Regions from separate parts of the Homo sapiens genome. Here region 2 is linked to region 1. Evidence: chromatin loops called from intact Hi-C (ENCODE). Cell type or tissue: PC-3. All regions are shown on one strand.

Evidence for each region. Peaks named below come from ENCODE experiments on the same cell type or tissue, not always from the same donor. Only the 100,000 strongest peaks of a DNase experiment are listed, where the experiment ranks them.
Region 2: a loop joins it to region 1, with 8 times the contacts of the local background. A loop is called at or near these places in 1 of 110 quality-filtered maps.

The regions. Positions count from the first base shown.
Region 1 is chr17:68,532,072-68,536,071 of GRCh38, reverse strand. It overlaps PRKAR1A (protein kinase cAMP-dependent type I regulatory subunit alpha), which reads right to left. Exons shown (of 11, transcript NM_002734.5): 11 at 2,641-4,000. FAM20A (FAM20A golgi associated secretory pathway pseudokinase) reads left to right here. Exons shown (of 11, transcript NM_017565.4): 11 at 1-956. Among named protein-coding and RNA genes, the nearest start is that of PRKAR1A, 22 kb to the right of the region's middle. In PC-3, CTCF peaks have their summits at 1,579 and 1,779 (motif pointing left); a DNase peak (open chromatin) is centred at 1,161; H3K27ac peaks cover 2,500 bases.
Region 2 is chr17:68,644,359-68,648,358 of GRCh38, reverse strand. The region is part of intron 2 of LINC01482 (long intergenic non-protein coding RNA 1482); the gene reads right to left. Among named protein-coding and RNA genes, the nearest start is that of LINC01482, 18 kb to the right of the region's middle. In PC-3, no CTCF peak of the experiment used is centred here; a DNase peak (open chromatin) is centred at 1,628; H3K27ac peaks cover 2,187 bases.

The DNA.
Region 1 (4,000 bases):
TCACTACCATTCACTGAGATCTGACCAGGTGAGGCACTCACCAACGCTACAGAAGCAACACACAGGTTTCCAATCCTCTCAAACACAGATACAACCCCCATCCTCCAATGTGCATGGAAGAACTTTAAATCTCAGAGAGAGTAAGCAAAATCACACAATTTAGTGGTTTAGACCTATTCCAAAGTCTTCTTTTCACTGTAACACAAAACCCAACAGTATCCCACCCAATTTATGAAGTCAAATTTGTTTGCTTAAAAAAAAAATCAGCTGGGCATGGGCTCACACCTGTAATCCCAGCACTTTGGGCCTAAACAGGCAGATCGCTTGGTCTCAGGAGCTCGAGACCAGCCTGGGTAACATGACAAAACCCTGTCTCTACAAAAAAATACAAAAAAAAAAAAATTTTTTTTTAAATCAACTCTTTAACAGAGAAACCTTAATCCCAAAGATTTCCTTAACTGTTGTGGCCCTACTGCAGCATAGGGCTCCCCACTTCATTCACTGTCTCTCCTGCTTCAAGATGTTTCTTCCCTGTGGATGAAGAACCAGGAGATCACACACAGAAATGGGAAAATATCTGGGTAAAAACATTCAAAGAATAGCACAAAATGGTTTGGGACTTCCAAATAAGACTCTCAGGAAAGCAGGCTACAGCTCTACCTCAAAACCCGCCACCTCCTATAACGAAGGACTGGTTTTCCAATGGCCTATATACACATTTTGCTGCACTCTACAAACAGAAAGCAATAGGCTTGAATTTCACCATGATATGTGGTACACCTACCTTATTATTCACTTATCTTTCAACCTTCCATTACTTTTTGATTAGTAACAAAATTAAGACTCATTTCTCAAAAATATCAGAAAACCAACCGTTTCATTCTTACTCGAGTTCTTCCAGCATGTTCATTTTGAACTGTTTACCTCCCATGAAATAAAAAGTCTCTTGACTCTGAGAACTTTTCAAGTTACTACTGACAGCAAACTAAAAAATGAACGGGAACTGTACTGATGGAAAGAGGCATTTGGAAGAATTCGTTTTAGCCTTCTCAAAAGCCAGGAAGACAATATGAGTTTGAATATTACAAAAAAATTAGTCATTCTCTTACGAGTTAGTTTTATGTTCCATAAAGTCACCACAAACACTGCATTGGCAAATACTGAACATTGCTCCTAGGGGAAATACAGGGTTAGGTTGCTGGGAGTCTCTAGTTACATTTTTATTGACCGATCAATACATAATCTTGCTGTGTGCGTGTTTTATGTTAACGCATGTTTAAGACACTTTATTTAATATATACTGATTCATTAACATTGTACTCATGGCAAACAGCACTGTAACCCAGACCTAAAAGAAACATCCAATATACATATTTTCTACATATGGCACAACACAGCCTTCTTTCACTTAGGAACACTAGTCAGCACTTCATCACTACACTTAGGGGCTTTTAATAGTGAAATCACCAACAACAAAAAAAATACAAAAATGCAAAAAAAAAAAAAAAAAAGGCACTAAAAAGACCCAAGAAAAGGACACTTATTCACAGTATGAAAGATGAGCATCCCTTTGTTCCACCTCAGTTGGGAACATGTGTGTTGGGAGGCTCAAACTTTTCACTTCCCAGCTCATGTCTGCAAAAGCCCTGTGACTATTGATTTTGGGGTTACAAATAAAGTTTAGCAAGTAGGTAAATTACAAATACAGAATCCATGAATGATAAGGATCAACAGTTAACTCATTTGAGATTAACGAAGATTAAAAAAAGCCCACCATCTAGTGGCAACCTTTAAAATCACACAGCTACTTAAGCAAAATTGGCAGAACTTTCACAAAATGAAAAAATCTTACTCAGTGGTTTTGGTTTTAGGTGTAGTCCAGATGAAGTCACAGCTCTGAACTTATGTCAAGAAACAAATGTTAGCGGTACATGTACATAACAATGCTGCTTTCTATGTAAAAATCACATAGCATAGGAAGGAAGAGATTTAAGAAATTCACATAGCTACAGCGTTTACTGATAGCTATTATAATAATACCTTTGGGAGACGGGCACGCTGGCTCACACCTGTAATGCTAGCACTTTGGGAGGCTAAGGTGGGCAAACTGAGCTTAGGAGTTCGAGACCAGCCTAGGCTACATGGCAAAACCCCACCTCTACTAAAAATACAAAAAACTAGCTGGGTGTGATGGCACACATCTGTAGTCCCAGCTATTCCAGAGGCTGAGGTACAAGAATCACTTGAATCTGGGAAGCAGAGAGGCTGCAGTGATCATGCCACTTCACTCTAGCCTGGGTGACAGAGTGAGACCATCTTAGATAGACAGATCGATAAATAGACAAATAGACAGATAAAAACGTACCTTTGGGGACAAATTAAATGGTTATCTAGCCATTGCTTCTTGATGTTGTCTTAGCCCATCTAAACATACACTGCCAGGGCCTAACATAAGTACAAAAGGTTCAGCTATTATTTGTGGTTAGAGATAAAGTAGTATGAAGAAAACTGACATGCTACTTCAATTTTTAAATGTCAATATTTAAATCATTAAAAAATAAAAGAAACAAAAAAAAGAGTCTACTTGGGCCACTGTTTAGAGAGAATTCAACTATAACCAGGACTGTCAACCCAGAGAAATTTTCTTTAGTTACATTTTATTGTGACTCTAAAGGTTTCATACTCCAGAGGACGGGGGGAAGGGATTACTGAATCTAGAAAAGGTACACATGTTCAAAGCAACACAATTTAAAGAATGCTCTTCTAACATACAACATATCTCCAATTTCACTGGATGTGAAGAAATACCAATACACTAATGAATACAACTTAATCATCTCACTCCTCAGAAATCTAAGAGCATCAGAAATAAGGCTTTATATATGAGGCTTTATATATGCAAAATATAAAAGTATCCCTAAGTAACATTAAATGTATATATTAAATTTAAACCAAAGAGTATGCTAATCTAGAAATGATGTTTCCCCATTAAGTCTGGGAAAGTTCCAAGGCCACAGAACCAATCTGTCTTCAATCAAAAGGAAATCTTTAGCTTTTGACTGAATTTTTTTCTTTCCATGACTAAGTAAATAAATCTGCTACATCTCAATTACCCTTTAAGCAAGATTTTGAGATCCACTCTTTGACAAACTGAAAAGCACTGAAAATAAACATTGCTCTTTCAAAACACCGATCCCATAATTCACTTTCCCCCTTTTCATTTTTGCCCACCCGAGTAGACTTTCGGGGAAGGACAGAGAGAGGAAAGACGGAAAGGAGAAAGGGAAGAAAAACTGATTCATTTAAGAATTTAAATTATTTCATCTCTTTTTATTACTTGACCTACCATTAAGACAATCTATAACAAAAAAAGTATATTAGCACACATGGTATAATCAGACTGGTAATCAGGAAGCAATACAAAACGGTCCTTTGGCCATCTATACTTTCTAGAGCAGTAAATCTCATAAATTCACTTACCAAGCCCAGGAATAATGACTTTTAAAGCCTTGAATATCAACTAAGACAAATTATGCCAATTCTGATTTCTCACATATACTTAGATTACACAAAGATAAAGCTTTAGATGTGATCATTGTTTAATGTAGACTTATCTTTAAAGTTTTTAATTAAAAACTACAGAAGGGAGTAAACAGCAAGCCAAATGATTTAACCAAATGATTTAAGAGTAAAACTCACTCAGAAAGCATTATACGTAACTAAATATACATGAGCATGATTATATACATACATGAAACTGCAATTTTATGGCATTCTAAGTAACTCATTTAAGTACATTTTGGCATTTAAACAAAGATCAAATCAAGCTTTAAGCTTGTAAGAACGTAATTTTCATTTTTAATTTTTTAAATATAAAAAGGTAGCTAAACACAAAGTACAGATCAGAAACCCTCATTTAATATAGATTATTTTGGAAATTAAAAAATTTGTAACAAGGTGGCTTTCTTACCCACCCTAAAATGTAAATAAAACCTCTTCC
Region 2 (4,000 bases), 110 kb before region 1:
AAAAACATAAACATTAGTGTAACCATGACCACAATTAATATATTGAACATACATTTTCACTCCAAAAAAAGTTCTCCAACTCTACCTTTAACCACAACCACTAAACTGCTTTCTGTCATTGCAAACTAGTTTTGTTTGCTGTACAATTTTGTATAGATAGAATCACATATTATTTACTCTACCCTCTTTCATCATCGTAATGATTTTGAGACATAGCCATGATGTTGCATGTATCAGTAGCTTTTTGCTTTTTATTGCTGAAGAAGTGTTCCATTGAATGAATATATCACGATTTGTTTATCCATTCACTGTTTGATGAATATCTGAATTGTCTCCAGCTTTTTGTTATTACAAATAAAACTACAATAAACATTTATATATAATTCTTTTGTAGACATGTGTTTTCATTTCTTACATACAACATAGTAATGAAATTTCTGAATCATACAGTGAATGTGTTAACTTTACAAGAAATCGCCCAATTTTTTCTAAAGTGGTTCTACAACTTTAGAACCACTTTGCAGTTCTACAGTTCTCAGTAGTAATAAATGAGGTTCTAGTTTTTCTTTTCTTTTTTTTTTTGAGATGGAGTTTTGCTCTTGTTGCCCAGGCTGGAGTGCAATGGTGCAATCTCGGCTCACTGCAACCTCTGCCTCTTGGGTTCAAGTGATTCTCCTGCCTCAGCCTCTGGTTGGGGTTCAATCAGGCTGGTGGGAAAAATATTAGAGATAGTGTAGAGATAGACACAAATCTTCTTGGAAGGCCGAGAAGTTTGCATAACTTCTATAATAGATCTGGCTGAAGGTGGCCTGGTCCCTTTATCTTTAGTTAAACAAAATTAAAGTAGTAACAAAGGAAGGCAGAGTAGTTTACCTAGCTAGCTTGTTTACTCATATGATCTTAAGACTAACCTTTATTGTACCACAGGTACTTAAGTGCTTTTTACTCAGGAAGTCCACAATGTCAATTACCCTTTAATGGTGTTAGCTCAAGCCTTTATTAATTAATCTTACCAAATAAATGTGAGTCTCGCTAGCTGATCAGGGCCAAGTCACGACTGTTTACAGGACTCAGCAGGGAGTCTGTAAGCGGCTGAGACACACTCAGCTGGACAGGCAAAGCAGAATATCTGTGTGTCAGTGTACGTTATTCATCCGTCACCGGGTCAGGGGTCTGCAACGGACAGACCCCTCCCCGCAGCTGGCGCCCCCATAAGAGGTGCACTGCCACAGTTGGTGCCCCGTGTGGGAAACTGTGTGATGAGCACTGCCACAGCCTCAAGTACCTGGGATTACAGGCATGTGCCACCATGCTGGGCCAGTTTTTTGTACTTAGTAGAGACAGGGTTTCACCATGTTGGTCAGGCTGGTCTCCAACTGCTGACCTCAGGTGATCCATACACAGGCTGGTCTCCAACTGCTGACCTCAGGTGATCCATACACCTCAGCCTCCCAAAGTGCTGGGATTACAGGTGTGAGCCAGCACTCTCAGCCTGGTTATAGTTTTTCTGCATCTTCACTAACACAGGCTACTGCTAACCTTTTACATTTTGACCATCTTAGTGGTTGTAATTTGTATTTATCTTATGACTAATAATGTTCGGCATCATTCCATGTGCTTCTTGGCCATTAAGATATCTTTTGTGAAGTATGCATTCAAATCTTTTGCTCATTTTTTATTGAGTTTTTGTTATCCTCTTACCATTCAGCTGCAAGAGTTACTTATACATTCTGGACACAAATCATTTGTCATATATGAGTATTGCAAATATTTCATCTGAGTCTGTGGCTTGCTTCTTTGATTCTTAACAGTGTCTTTCGAAAAGCAAAGTTTTAAATTCAATGAAGTCCAATTATTATGACTAATTTTTATGATTAGTGCCTTTTTGTGATCTGTGTAAGAAATCTTTTCTTCTCCAAAGGCCATGAAGACATGAAGACTTTTCTCCTCTGTTTTTTTTTCTAATTTTTTTATAATGTTAGCTTTTTCATTTAGATCTAAAATCTATTTTGAGTTCATTCTTATGTACAACGTACAGGTTGAAGTTCACTTTTTGCATATAGATGCCTAGTTACTCCAGGACCATTTGTTGTTACTGATTTTCAACTTTATTAAATGTGTTTAGAAATCAAACACTATATAATTTGCATCATGAAATCTGGTGAGACTTCCTTTACGTTTCAGCATATAGCCAATTTTTATTGTGCTTGAAATTAGTAAGTATTCTCCAGTTGTTGGCTGCAATATTCTCTACATGTCCTTAGGTAAAATTTGTTGATTGCATTATTCAAGTTTTGTGTATTATTGCTGTTTTATATCTACTTATTTTATCAGCCACTGACAAGTGTGATAAAAATCTGTCAGTATGACTGTGACTCTATTCATTTCTGCCTTTTTGATTCCATATTACTGGATCTATACAAATTGAGAATTTTTATACCTTCTTGGTAAATTGATCCTTCTGGCATTATGAAATTCCTCTTTATCTCTACCAGTCTTTTTGCATTAAAAACAGCATTTTTAATCTTAACATAGCTACATCAAATTTCTTTTGGTTAGAGTTTTCATAGTGTTATCTTTTTTTTTCACCTTTTTATTCTAATCTTTCCACATTCTTGTGTTCTTGATATGTCTCTTGTAACCAACAAGGGTCTTCTTTCATTGCAATTTGAGCCTTTTAATTTGACCATATAGTCCATTTGCATTTGACATAAATACTGATATGTCTAGGAAGCTGTATTAGTTTGCTAGGGCTGCCACAACAAAATACCACAGACCTGACAGCTTAAACAATACATACTTGTTTTCTCATAGTTCTGGAGGCTAGAAGTCCAAATCAAGGCATCAGCTGGGCTGGCTTCTTCTGAGGCATCTCTCCCTGACTTGTAAATGGCTATCTTTTCCCTCTGTCTGCACATGATCTCTGCTCTGTGTCTCTGTATCCTAATATTCTCTTCTTATAGAGAGACCAGTCATTTTGGATCACATTTACCTTAATGATCACATTTAACCTTGATTACTTCTATAAAGGCACTATTTCCAAATAACGGTCACATTCTTAGGTATTGGAGGTTAGAATTTCAATATATGAATTTGGGGAAGAGAAGGGGACATAATTCAGTAGTAAGTATGTCATCAAGCAGATAAAATACCATCTATCATGTGTTTTCTATTTGTTCCATCTGTTCTTTGTTCCTTTTTTGTCTTTTCTCATCTTGTTTCGAATTGATTTCTTTATTATTACATCTTTTCTCTATTAGCATGAAAGTTGTACGTGCATTAACCATTCTTTTAGTGCTACCTGGAAATTATAACATGCATCCTTGGCTTATCAAAGCAGAACATTAATTGGTGTCTTTACCTACTCTCCAGACAAAGACCTTGGAACCCTTTAACTCCATTCAGCCCCATTCTTATTTATGTTTAAATTAGCCTACATTTTAAATCTAAATATATTTTAAATCCCACGATGTGTTATTATTATTGCTTATATAATCAATATGAATTTAAATTCATTCACATCATTGCCTAAAAACAAAAGTTCCTACTTTATTTATCTTTCTTTTGTTGTTCATGAAGTGAAACAACACTTCATTTGTCTCTTATGCTATCCTTGTGCAACATATAAAAACAGATATGTTCATCCTCTGGTGACGTAAGTGGAAGAACGACTAAAATTCCCGACTCTATAGAGTCCTAAGAGAGGAACCTACAGAAGTCAGAGGAAACTTCAATATCAAGAAGTTTGGAAAGAGGTAAATATTATAATACCCCATAAAGACAAAACTTCTGCCAAACTGGATGACATCGGTTCATTTCTGTGATGTTTATTTTGTTTTGTTGAAGAGGAAACTAGATGGGAAAAAAGCAAAGCTGAGAGAAAGGATGAGAGAAACATGCAAGGATTGAGAGAGTGTCTAGAGATGGAAAGAGGAGCTCCATGGAGACCTCCCAAGAGAGTGACCTGGGTGGCATAATAGCAACCAACATGAGTTGGAAC